Linked DNA regions of Homo sapiens: region 2 is linked to region 1. A link is an interaction called in ENCODE POLR2A ChIA-PET data of the cell type or tissue named here. Cell type or tissue: MCF 10A. All regions are shown on one strand.

What was found. Peaks named below come from ENCODE experiments on the same cell type or tissue, not always from the same donor. Only the 100,000 strongest peaks of a DNase experiment are listed, where the experiment ranks them.
Region 2: POLR2A ChIA-PET joins it to region 1 with 5 read pairs; 2 of 35 experiments call an interaction of 5 or more read pairs at or near these places.

Annotation. Positions count from the first base shown.
Region 1 is chr4:2,920,812-2,925,811 of GRCh38, reverse strand. All of the region lies in intron 14 of ADD1 (adducin 1), which reads right to left. Among named protein-coding and RNA genes, the nearest start is that of SLC75A1, 12 kb to the left of the region's middle. RefSeq lists enhancers at 1,079-1,974, 1,975-2,870, 2,871-3,768. In MCF 10A, no CTCF peak of the experiment used is centred here; a DNase peak (open chromatin) is centred at 2,461.
Region 2 is chr4:2,988,590-2,993,589 of GRCh38, reverse strand. GRK4 (G protein-coupled receptor kinase 4) reads right to left here. Exons shown (of 16, transcript NM_182982.3): 3 at 4,751-4,863; 4 at 1,298-1,375. Among named protein-coding and RNA genes, the nearest start is that of GRK4, 28 kb to the right of the region's middle. In MCF 10A, no CTCF peak of the experiment used is centred here; no DNase peak of the experiment used is centred here.

The sequences.
Region 1 (5,000 bases):
AACCAACTTCAGATACAAAACTTATTTCTATTCTTATTCCAAAGAGAGTCTGCCAGAGCCACTTCTGTGATGGACTCGAATGGTATGCCCTGGCCTGTCCCCCGCTGTCCTGTGCGAGTAGGGACCCCTCCCTCCCTGCCTTCTCCCTGCTGAGCAGGTGGCTGAGGGTCCTGAACCCACTCACCACCTTAAGGGACATCACATGAGCATTATTTTGGTTTTAATTCTGTGGTAGGGCATTTTATCCCAATAATTTAAACTTGGCAACTGTAATACGTATTTTTACTTTTTAAAGTGAAAAATGCTAATAAGAACCAGAGGAAAAAATGCAGGAACTAGGATCCTGGATATAGAAAAGGATTCCAAGTCTACTTCTCATTTCGGGGAAAATATGGACCAGCACTATTCTAACTCCTTCCATCTCTGTCTTTATTTCAGAAGTTTAAGATTAATAGCTTAGGATCAGCAGGTCCGTATTTTGAACCAGCAGCTATCATCATCCTTCTGAGCTCCCAGGGCCTCTGCTCCCACCCTAACAGCTGGCTCGCCTCCCCAAGTACCACGTTGGCAGCTACCTTCCAGAAGCCAGGTGTCCATAAAAAGGCCGCCATACCACCTAGCTGAGTGAGCATACAGCCTCAACCGGGAAAAGGTGCTGACCTCTGGCAGCCAGCCTGCATTTTACCTGTGGCACATTCTCCCCTCAGCCCATGCCAAGGGCCAGATCAGACCTCCTGTGGGTTCTCCTGCTGACAGCTCTGTGATCACAGAGCACGGCCAGAGCCTGTCCCCATCCACTCAGCTGCCATCACAGCCCTGCTGAAGGAGCCTCACACATCGGGGGGAAACTCCACATATCTTGTTTGACTTGTTTTTAAAAACAATCCAGGTTACTCAGATCCCAGGAGACTCCAAAGGGCAGACACATGTCTGTGTACATGTGCACAGAAACTAGGAGGAGGCCACATGACCCACAGCTCAAGCTGACTACCTCCAGTTCTCGCTCTAAGGCAGGTAATTACAGCAATGGCTCAGACAAAGCTTCACTGGAGGGAGACAACCAGCAGCAGGGCCTGGTGTGTGTGGCGGCCTGAATAGTAAATAGCGGTGTGACACTGAAAAACAATTCAGCAACTCAAATTTCAGTCACAACTACGTAATGCAGTGGCTGGTCTAGAACGAGACAAAAACCGGTGAAGAGGTCCTCTTAGGAGGAGTGCCTAGCTCCCAGGATGACGACGGCCCAGGAGAGCAACAGTCAGTCCCACACAACAAGGTGGCTCCAGCAAGGCTGACCCCGGAGGACTGAGAAGCACACTGAGGTTTCAGTAAAAACCTGAGTTGGAGCTTACGGCCCTGAGGATGCTGGCGGGAGCCTCCTGGCAGGGGTCCCTGTGCCCCTGGTTCTTCTTGGTGCCAGCACCAAGGCTGCTCAGAGCCTAGTGGACAAGAGAGCTGGCAGCAGGGAGCTTGGGGGAAAAGCAGCTGATGCCCAAAAGCCCTCAAGGAATAGGCTTTGGAGACCTGCTTCTCTCATTAGTTCTCAACATTTCCTTTTCAAAGCCTGACATTTGAAACCACCTGCTCCGTGAGGGTCTCAAACTTGAGCCGCTTATTTGTATTCATTTTAAGACTGCCCCATCTTTGACAAAAACAAGACCGCCTTTGTCAGCGGGCTACCAAGAGAAGTACAGGCTGCACCAGCCATTCCTGATGGGACCTGGGCACATGCCAGGGCAGTCAGCATTTTCACCCTCCGGCCTGTGACCACACCTGCACAGGAAACCCTCAAGGTTTATGGAGAAAGAGAATTTCTGTCAGAAACCCCAAGCCCTACACACAAGCACAGTAAGGACGTTCAGAGCGTCCCCCTGCACAGAGGCCGGGGCTGACTGCTGTGACCAAAGACTCAGTGAGGAAGGCAGTGCGCTTCTGTCCAAATCAGGGCTCGGCCACGCACAACCTCGTTCTCGCGAGCCGCCCTGTCTGAGCTCCCTATTCCTCTGCTCCAGCCGGGGGAAAATGACCTATCTCTCAGGGTTACTTTGAGAATGAGATGAGATGTACGCACAATAGCACTGGGCATGTGCCCGGCACAATGACTGCTCAGCAATGCTGAGTGTTAATGAATCAAACTGAGTAAAGGAGGTCTCTCCCCGGTGAAGCTTCAACAGACAGAAATACTGTGTTCGTAAAGAGACAAATGTCAGGGTGACAGGCAACATGGCCGAATAGGAACAGCTCCGATCTGCAGCTCCCAGTGAGATCAACGCAGAAGGTGGATGATTTCTGCATTTCCAACTGAGGTACCTGGCTCATCTCCCTGGGACTGGTTAGACAGTGGGTGCAGCCCACGGAGGGCGAGCCAAAGCAGGGTGGGGTGTTGCCTCACCCAGGAAGTGCAAGGAGTCGGGGAACTCCCTCATCTAGCCAAGGGAAGCCATGAGGGACTGTGGCTTGAGAAACAGTGCATTCCAGCTCAAATACTACGCTTTTCCCACGGTCTTCGCAATCCACAGACCAGGAAATTCCCTTGGCTGCCCATGACACCAGGACCCTGGGTTTCAAGCACAAAACTGGGCAGCCGTTTCGGCAGACACTGAGCTAGCTGCAGGAGTTTTTTCTGATACCCCAGTGGCGCCTGGAATGCCAGCAAGACAGAACCCTTCACACCCCTGGAAAGGGGGCTGAAGCCAGGGAGCCAAGTGGTCTTGCTCAGCAGATCCCACCCCCATGGAGCCCAGCAAGCTAAGATCCACTGGCTTGAAATTCTTGCTGCCAGCACAGCAGTCTGAAGTCGACCTGGGATGCTGGAGCTTGGTGGGGGGAGGGGCATCCACCATTACTGAGGCTTGAGTAGGCCATTTTCCCCTCACAGTGTAAACAAAGCTGCCAGGAAGTTCACACTGGGCAGAGCCCACCGCAGCTATGCAAAGCCACTGTAGCCAGACTGCCTCTCTAGATTCCTCCTCCCTGGGCGGGGCATCTCTGAAAGAAAGGCAGCAGCCCCAGTCAGGGGCTTATAGATAAAAGTCCCATCTCCCTGGGACAGAGCACCTGGGGGAAGGGTTGGCTGTGGGCACAACTTCAGCAGACTGAAGTTACTACCTGCTGGCTCTGAAGAGAGCGGTGGATCTCCCAGCACAGCACTCAAGCTCTGCTGAGGGACAGACAGCCAACTCAAGTGGGTCCCTGACCCCTGTGCCTCCTGACTGGGAGACACCTCCCGGCAGGGGTCAACAGACACCTCATATAGGAGAGCTCCAGCTGGCATCTGGCAGGTGCCCCTCTGGGACGAAACTTCCAGAGGAAGGAACAGGCAGCGATCTTTGCTGTTCTGCAGCCTCTGCTGGTGATACCCAGGCAAACAGGGCCTGGAGTCGACCTCCAGCAAACTCCAACAGACCTGCAGCAGAGGAGCCTGTCTGTTAGAAGGAAAACTAACAAACAGAAAGGGATAGCATCAACATCAACAAAAAGGACATCCACATGAAAACGCCATCTGAAGGTCACCAACATCAAGGACCAAACGTAGATAAATCCACAAAGACGAGGAAAAACCAGTGCAAAAAGGCTGAAATTTCCAAAAACCAGAATGCCTCTTCTCCTCCAAAGGATCACAACTCCTCACCAGCAAGGGAACAAAACTGGACAGAGAATGAGTTTGATGAACTGACAGAAGTAGACTTCAGAAGGTGGGTAATAACAAACTCCTCTGAGCTAAAGGAGCATGTTCTAACCCAATGCAAGGAGGCTAAGAACCTTGAAAAAAGATTAGAGGAATTGCCAACTAGAATAACCAGTGTAGAGAAGAACATAAATGATCTGATGGAGCTGAAAAACACAGCATGAGAACTTCGTGAGGCATACACAAGCATCAATAGCCAAATCAATCAAGCAGAAGAAAGGATATATCAGAGATTGAAGATCAACTTAATGAAATAAAGTGTAAAGATTAAAAGAAAAAAGAATGAAAAGGAATGAACAAAGCCTCCAAGAAATATGGGACTATGTGAAAAGACCAAAGCTACATTTGATTGGTGTGCCTGAAAGTGACAGGCAGAATGAAACCAAGGTGGAAAACACTCTTCAGGATATTATCCAGGAGAACTTCCCCAACCTAGCAAGACAGGCCAACATTCAAATTCACGAAATACAGAAACACCACAGAGATACTCCTCAAGAAGAGCAACCCCAAGACACATAATCATCAGATTCACCAAGGTTGAAATGAAGGAAAAAATGTTAAGGGCAGCCAGAGAGAAAGGTTGGGTTACCCACAAAGGGAAGCCCATCAGACTAACAGCAGATCTCTCTGCAGAAACCCTACAAGCCAGAAGAGAGTGGGGGCCAATATTCAACATTCTTAAAGAAAAGAATTTTCGGCCGGGTGCAGTGGCTCACGCCTGTAATCCCAGCACTTTGGGAGGCTGAGGCGGGCAGATCATGAGGACAAGAGATCGAGACCATCCTGGCTAACATGGTGAAACCCCATCTCTACTAAAAATACAAAAAAATTAGCTGGGCATGCTGGCGTGCACCTGTAGTCCCAGCTGCTGGGGAGGCTGAGGCAGGAGAATGGTGTGAACCCTGGAGGCGGAGCTTGCAGTGAGCCGAGATCACGCCACTGCACTCCAGCCTGGGTGACAGAGCAAGACTCCGTCTCAAAAAAAAAAGAATTTTCAGCCCAGAATTTCATATCCAGCCAAACTAAGCTTCGTAAGTGAAGGAGAAATAAACTCCTTTACAGACAAGCAAATGCTGAGAGATTTTCTCACCACCAGGCCTGCCTTACAATAGCACCTGAAGCAAGCACTAAATATGGAGAGCAAAAACCAGTTCCACCCACTGCAAAAACATACCAAATTGTAAAGACCATCGACACTATGAAGAAACTGCATCAGTTAACAGGCAAAATAACCAGCCAGCATCATAATGACAGGATCAAATTCACACATAGCAATATTAACCTTAAATGTAAATGGGCAAAATGCCCCAAT
Region 2 (5,000 bases), 68 kb before region 1:
TGATTCTCATGCTTCAGCCTCCCTATTAGCTGGGATTACAGGCATGCACCACCACGCCTGGCTAATTTTTGTATTTTTAGTAGAGACAGGGTTTCACCATATTGGCCAGGCCTGTGTCGAATTCTTGACCTCAAGTGATCTACCCGCCTCAGCCTCCCAAAGTGCTGGGGTTACAGGCGTGAGCCACCACACCTGGCCTAGAGCAGTGTTAATTACATGTTTGCTATCCCTGTTGTTCCTTTTCTCCTTCCATCCTTACAATATAGGGCCCTGCCCAGAATTGAGGACTTCTAACAGAAGTCACATGAAAGGAAGCAGGTTACAGCTCTAATTTCAGTGACATACTGAACTACAAGAACCAAGTAAGTCAAAAGCATAAAAGCTAAGACCCATTAAAGCTTTTAGGAAAAAATGTTATTTTTAGTCCAAGAGAGACAAATAAAATTCTCCAACTCTATATTCTGAAACTTTAAATACACTGAATCAATTTTCTAAGAGATCTAATTGTTAGTTTCCTCATGACATCAAACAAAATGCAAAAGAGGAACATTTATAATAAATTCAAGCTTTTTAAAGATTAATTAATTGATGTTGGGAGGTAGTTTTGAGACAGGGTCTTACTCTCTTGTCCAGGCTAGAGCATAGCAGTATGATCCCAGCTCACTGCAGCCTTGACCTCCTGGGCTCAAGCAGTCCTCCCACCTGAGCCTCCCAAGTAGCTGAGAACACAGGTGCACGCCACCATGCTTAGCTAATTTTTTTTTTCTTTTTTGTAGCAATGCGGTTTTGCCATATTGCCCAGGTTGGTTTTGAACTCCTGAGCTCAAGCGATCTGCCTGCCTCGGCCTCCCAAAGTGCTGAGATTACAGGCATGAAACACTGTGCCTGGCCTTACTTTTTATTTTTTTAAGACAGGGTCTTGCTCTGTCACCCAGGCTAGAATGCAGTGGCATGACCTTGGCTCACAGCCACCTCAATCTCCTGGGCTCAAGCGATCCTCCCACCTCACCTCCCAAGTAGCTGGGACTACAGATGCACACCACCATGTCCAGCTAGTTTTTTTGTTTATTTTTTTGTAGAGATGGTCTCACTATGTTGGCCATGCTGATCTCGAACTCCTGGGCTAAAGAGATCCTCCTTCCTCAGCCTCCCGAAGTGCTGGGATTACAGGCGTCAGGCATCACACCCAGCCAAATTAAAGCTTTTAACATATGTTACGTCTTATCTAACAAAGTAAAAATGGCTATGCACTCTAATTATTTATCTACAAATTTTTATTCTAAAGAAGAAAACACACCTTATCATTGAAGAATCTATCTAAGATTGACAGTCCACAATCACTTCGGTCCTCATCATCGGCAACTTCATATTCTGCCTGATTGGAGAGATGGAAGAAAAGAAAGAACAGTTAAGCTGGGTGTGGTGGTGCATACCTGTAGTTCCAGCCACTTGGGACGCTGAGGTTGGGAGGATCACTTGAGCTCAAGAGTTCGAGGCCAGCCTGAGCAACATAGCGAGATCCCATCTCTTAAAAAAAAAAAAAAAAGTTAAGCTTCTTCACCAACAATGTTTCATTATGTTTCAAATTATTTGGTTTGATATCCTCAGAGTCACAGACCAACTCTACTGATCAAGAGTCTACAGCTCTTCTTTGGGAAAGTAAGGTGTATGAGGCGGAAGAAGTCAGTTTTTTAAAGGAGGTTAATGAAGTTTTAGAGCAATACTTCCCATAATACTCTGTATGCCATATTACATTGTATCCATTAAAGATATCTCAGGGCCGGGAGCAGTGGCTCATGCCTGTAACCACAGCACTTTGGGAGGCCGAGGCAGGCAGATCATCTGAGGCTGGGAGTTGGAGACCAGCCTGGCCAACATAGTGAAAACCCGTCTGTACTAAAATTACAAAAATTAGCTGGGTGTGGTGGCGCATACCTGTAATCCTAGCTACTCAAGAGGCTGAGGCAGGAAGAATTGCCTGGACCCAGGAGGCGGAGGTTGCAGTGAGCCGAGATCATGCTACTACACTCCAGCCTGGGCAACAGAGCAAGACTCAGCCTCAAAAACAAACAAACAAACTTCAGTGCTGGGAGTTCTGGATACTGTGTGGCATGCAATTAATGGAAGAGAAAGCAAGTCTGATCCTGCAATGGTCCTTCGATATGCCAACTGGGCAGGCTATGAGCCCCAGTTAGTCACTCAAACATAAATCCAGGTGCTGCTGGGAAGGTACTTGTACATACGATTAAAGTTTATAATCAGTTGACTTCAAGTGAAGGAGATTATGCTAGATAATCTAGGTGGCTCTGACCTAATCAGTTGGAAGGTGTTAAGAACAGAGATGAGTCTTCCTGGAGGAAGAAATTCTGCCTGAGGACGGCAGCTTCAGCCCATTACTGGAGAGTCCTACCATGCCCCTTCTGACGGTCCGCCCTACAGATTTCAGACTTTCCTAACCAGACCCCACAATTATGTAAGCCAATTCCTTGCAATAAATCTCTTAATATCTCCTCCTATGGGTTCTAGTTCTCTGGTTGAATCCTGACTGATACAGATGCCACTAATTCATTTAATGAGCAAGAAATAGGGCAAACAACCATGCCATGTGCCATGAGGGGGAAATGAATAAGACACAGTCCCTTCACTTGAGAAGCTCACAGAGCCTGTCATCACCTATCACGAGGATAGTCAAAGCAGTAAGTGTGACAAAATGGCACAATCAGACATTATTTCTGAACCTACACAACTGCCATCAAAAAAACAAAAACATAACCTGTAACTGCAGTCACATAGCTGTCACCTCATAACGACAGGTATCATGACAATATCAGAAGACTGAAACCTAAAACAGAGTTTCAACAATGCAGTTTAGCTATTTTAACGTAAGGAAGAACAGTAGGTCCCTAAATTCTTAAAATACAGCAGCTTGGCAAACATTACCCACTACATGAGAACTTACACCCAGGGTTCCATCCCCCAAACTGAGTAAGCATGCCCCAGCATACTGGAACTCTGTCTTCAAAAAGAAGAACTGGCCAGGCGCAGTGGCTGATGCCTGTAATCCTAGCACTTTGGGAGGCCGAGACGGGCAGATCACCTGAGGTCAGGAGTCTGAGACCAGCCTAGCCAACATGGGGAAACCCCGTCTCTACTAAAAATACAAAAATTAGTTGGGTGTGGTGGCACATGCCTGTAGTCCCAGCTACTCAGGAGGCTGAGGCAGGAGAATCACTTGAACCTGGGAGGCGGAGGTTGCAGTGAGCTGGGATCACGCCATAGCACTCCAGCCTGGAGGACAAGAGCAAAACTCTGTCTCAAAAAAAAAAAAAAAAAAAAAAAAAAAGAAGAAGAAGAAGAAGAATCACCTTATTCTAGCAACAGTGCCAGAAAGGAAAGGACTGGGAGAGATCTGAGGGAAGGAAGCAAACAACAAAACAGCCGCAAATGTTTTTCTGAAAAGAATATATCATAAATAAATATATATACATTTTAAAGTTTTAAAAAGCTGTGTTAGAGGAAAATCAAATCCAAACTCAATGATATAAGACATATATGTCCACATATAATAAGCACTCAATACATATTTGCCGATACAATTAAGACAGGCCAAAGCAGAGAGAGGAAGGATCATAACCCTGGTACAAAAGTGAGAGAGATTTTCTGCTAAATTCCACCAATTTTCTATTGGTCACTTGCTTCTGAATTTCATAGCTTTGAAAGTCTAGGCTTCCCAATGGTACCCACAAAGACTGAGAAACATAAAGTTTCTTTACCTATAAGGAAATCACAGTAAATCTCAAACAGGATACATGAGAATGTTGGAAACTTTCTTGAGCATAGTAAATTCCATCCAAAGTGATCATTCTTCTTACACAAACTTTATCCCTTCCATATGCTTCTGGGTTAAAGCGTTTTTAAGTTAAGAGCATTGGCCAGTTGAGTGCAGAAAGGACACTTTTCTGGTAGCCGAACAAGCACTATCATCTTAGAGCCGGGCACAGTGGCTTATGCCTGTAATCCCAGCACTTTGGGGGGCCAAGGCAGGTGGATCACAAGGCTGAGGCAGAAGAATTGCTTGAACCCAGGAGGCGGAGGTTGCAGTAAGCCAAGATCATGCCACTGCAGTCCAGCCTGGGAGACAGAGAGAGACTCCATTTCAAAAAAATAAAAAATAAAAAAAGCATTATCATCTTAATTAGTTTGTCATCTTCATACAATTCAAGCCTCAAGTTTCAAAGTCATTCAATGACTACATGTGATTCTCCAACACTTGAGACGTAATTCTACACAAAATACCACTTCAGACTAAAGGGATTTCTGTCCTAATAAGATAATATGACACCAAGACAACCAGTCCCTCCACTCCTACATCATTGCCCAGGTCTAGTTTTTACATTTTCTTTTTTTTTGAGACGGAGTCTTGCTCTGTCGCCCAGGCTGGAAGGCAGTGGTGCGATCTCGGCTCACTGCAACCTCCGCCTCCTGGTTCAAGTGATTCCCCTGCCTCAGCCTCCCAAGTAGCTGGGACTACAGGCACGCGCCACCACGCCCGGCTAACTTTTTGTATTTTAGTAGAGACGGGTTTCACTGTGTTGGTCAGGATGGTCTCGATCTCCTGACCTCATGATCCGCCCGCCTCAGCCTTCCAAAATGCTGGGATTACAGCATGAGCTACTGCGCCTGGCCAAGTTTTTACATTTTCAAAAGCATAAGATTGGGTGGTTGCTCAATATGGAGATAAACTGCTCACCACTGCATCCAAGAATTCAATGTGCCTCTTTAGAGTGGGTTTGGTATCACAGAACTGCCTGAAGAGACGTCTTCCTATCGGTTGCTTGTCACAAAGACTGCTATAATCCTTTTCTGGGTGAAGCAAAGGGATAAGAAGCAAACAAATAGAATCATTACAGTCCACCACATGCTGTTCTAAGCCTTACAGTTCTCACTCGATACAGTAAAAGTCAAGAACAGTATTTGCCGTATTATTTTCATCTTGTTGT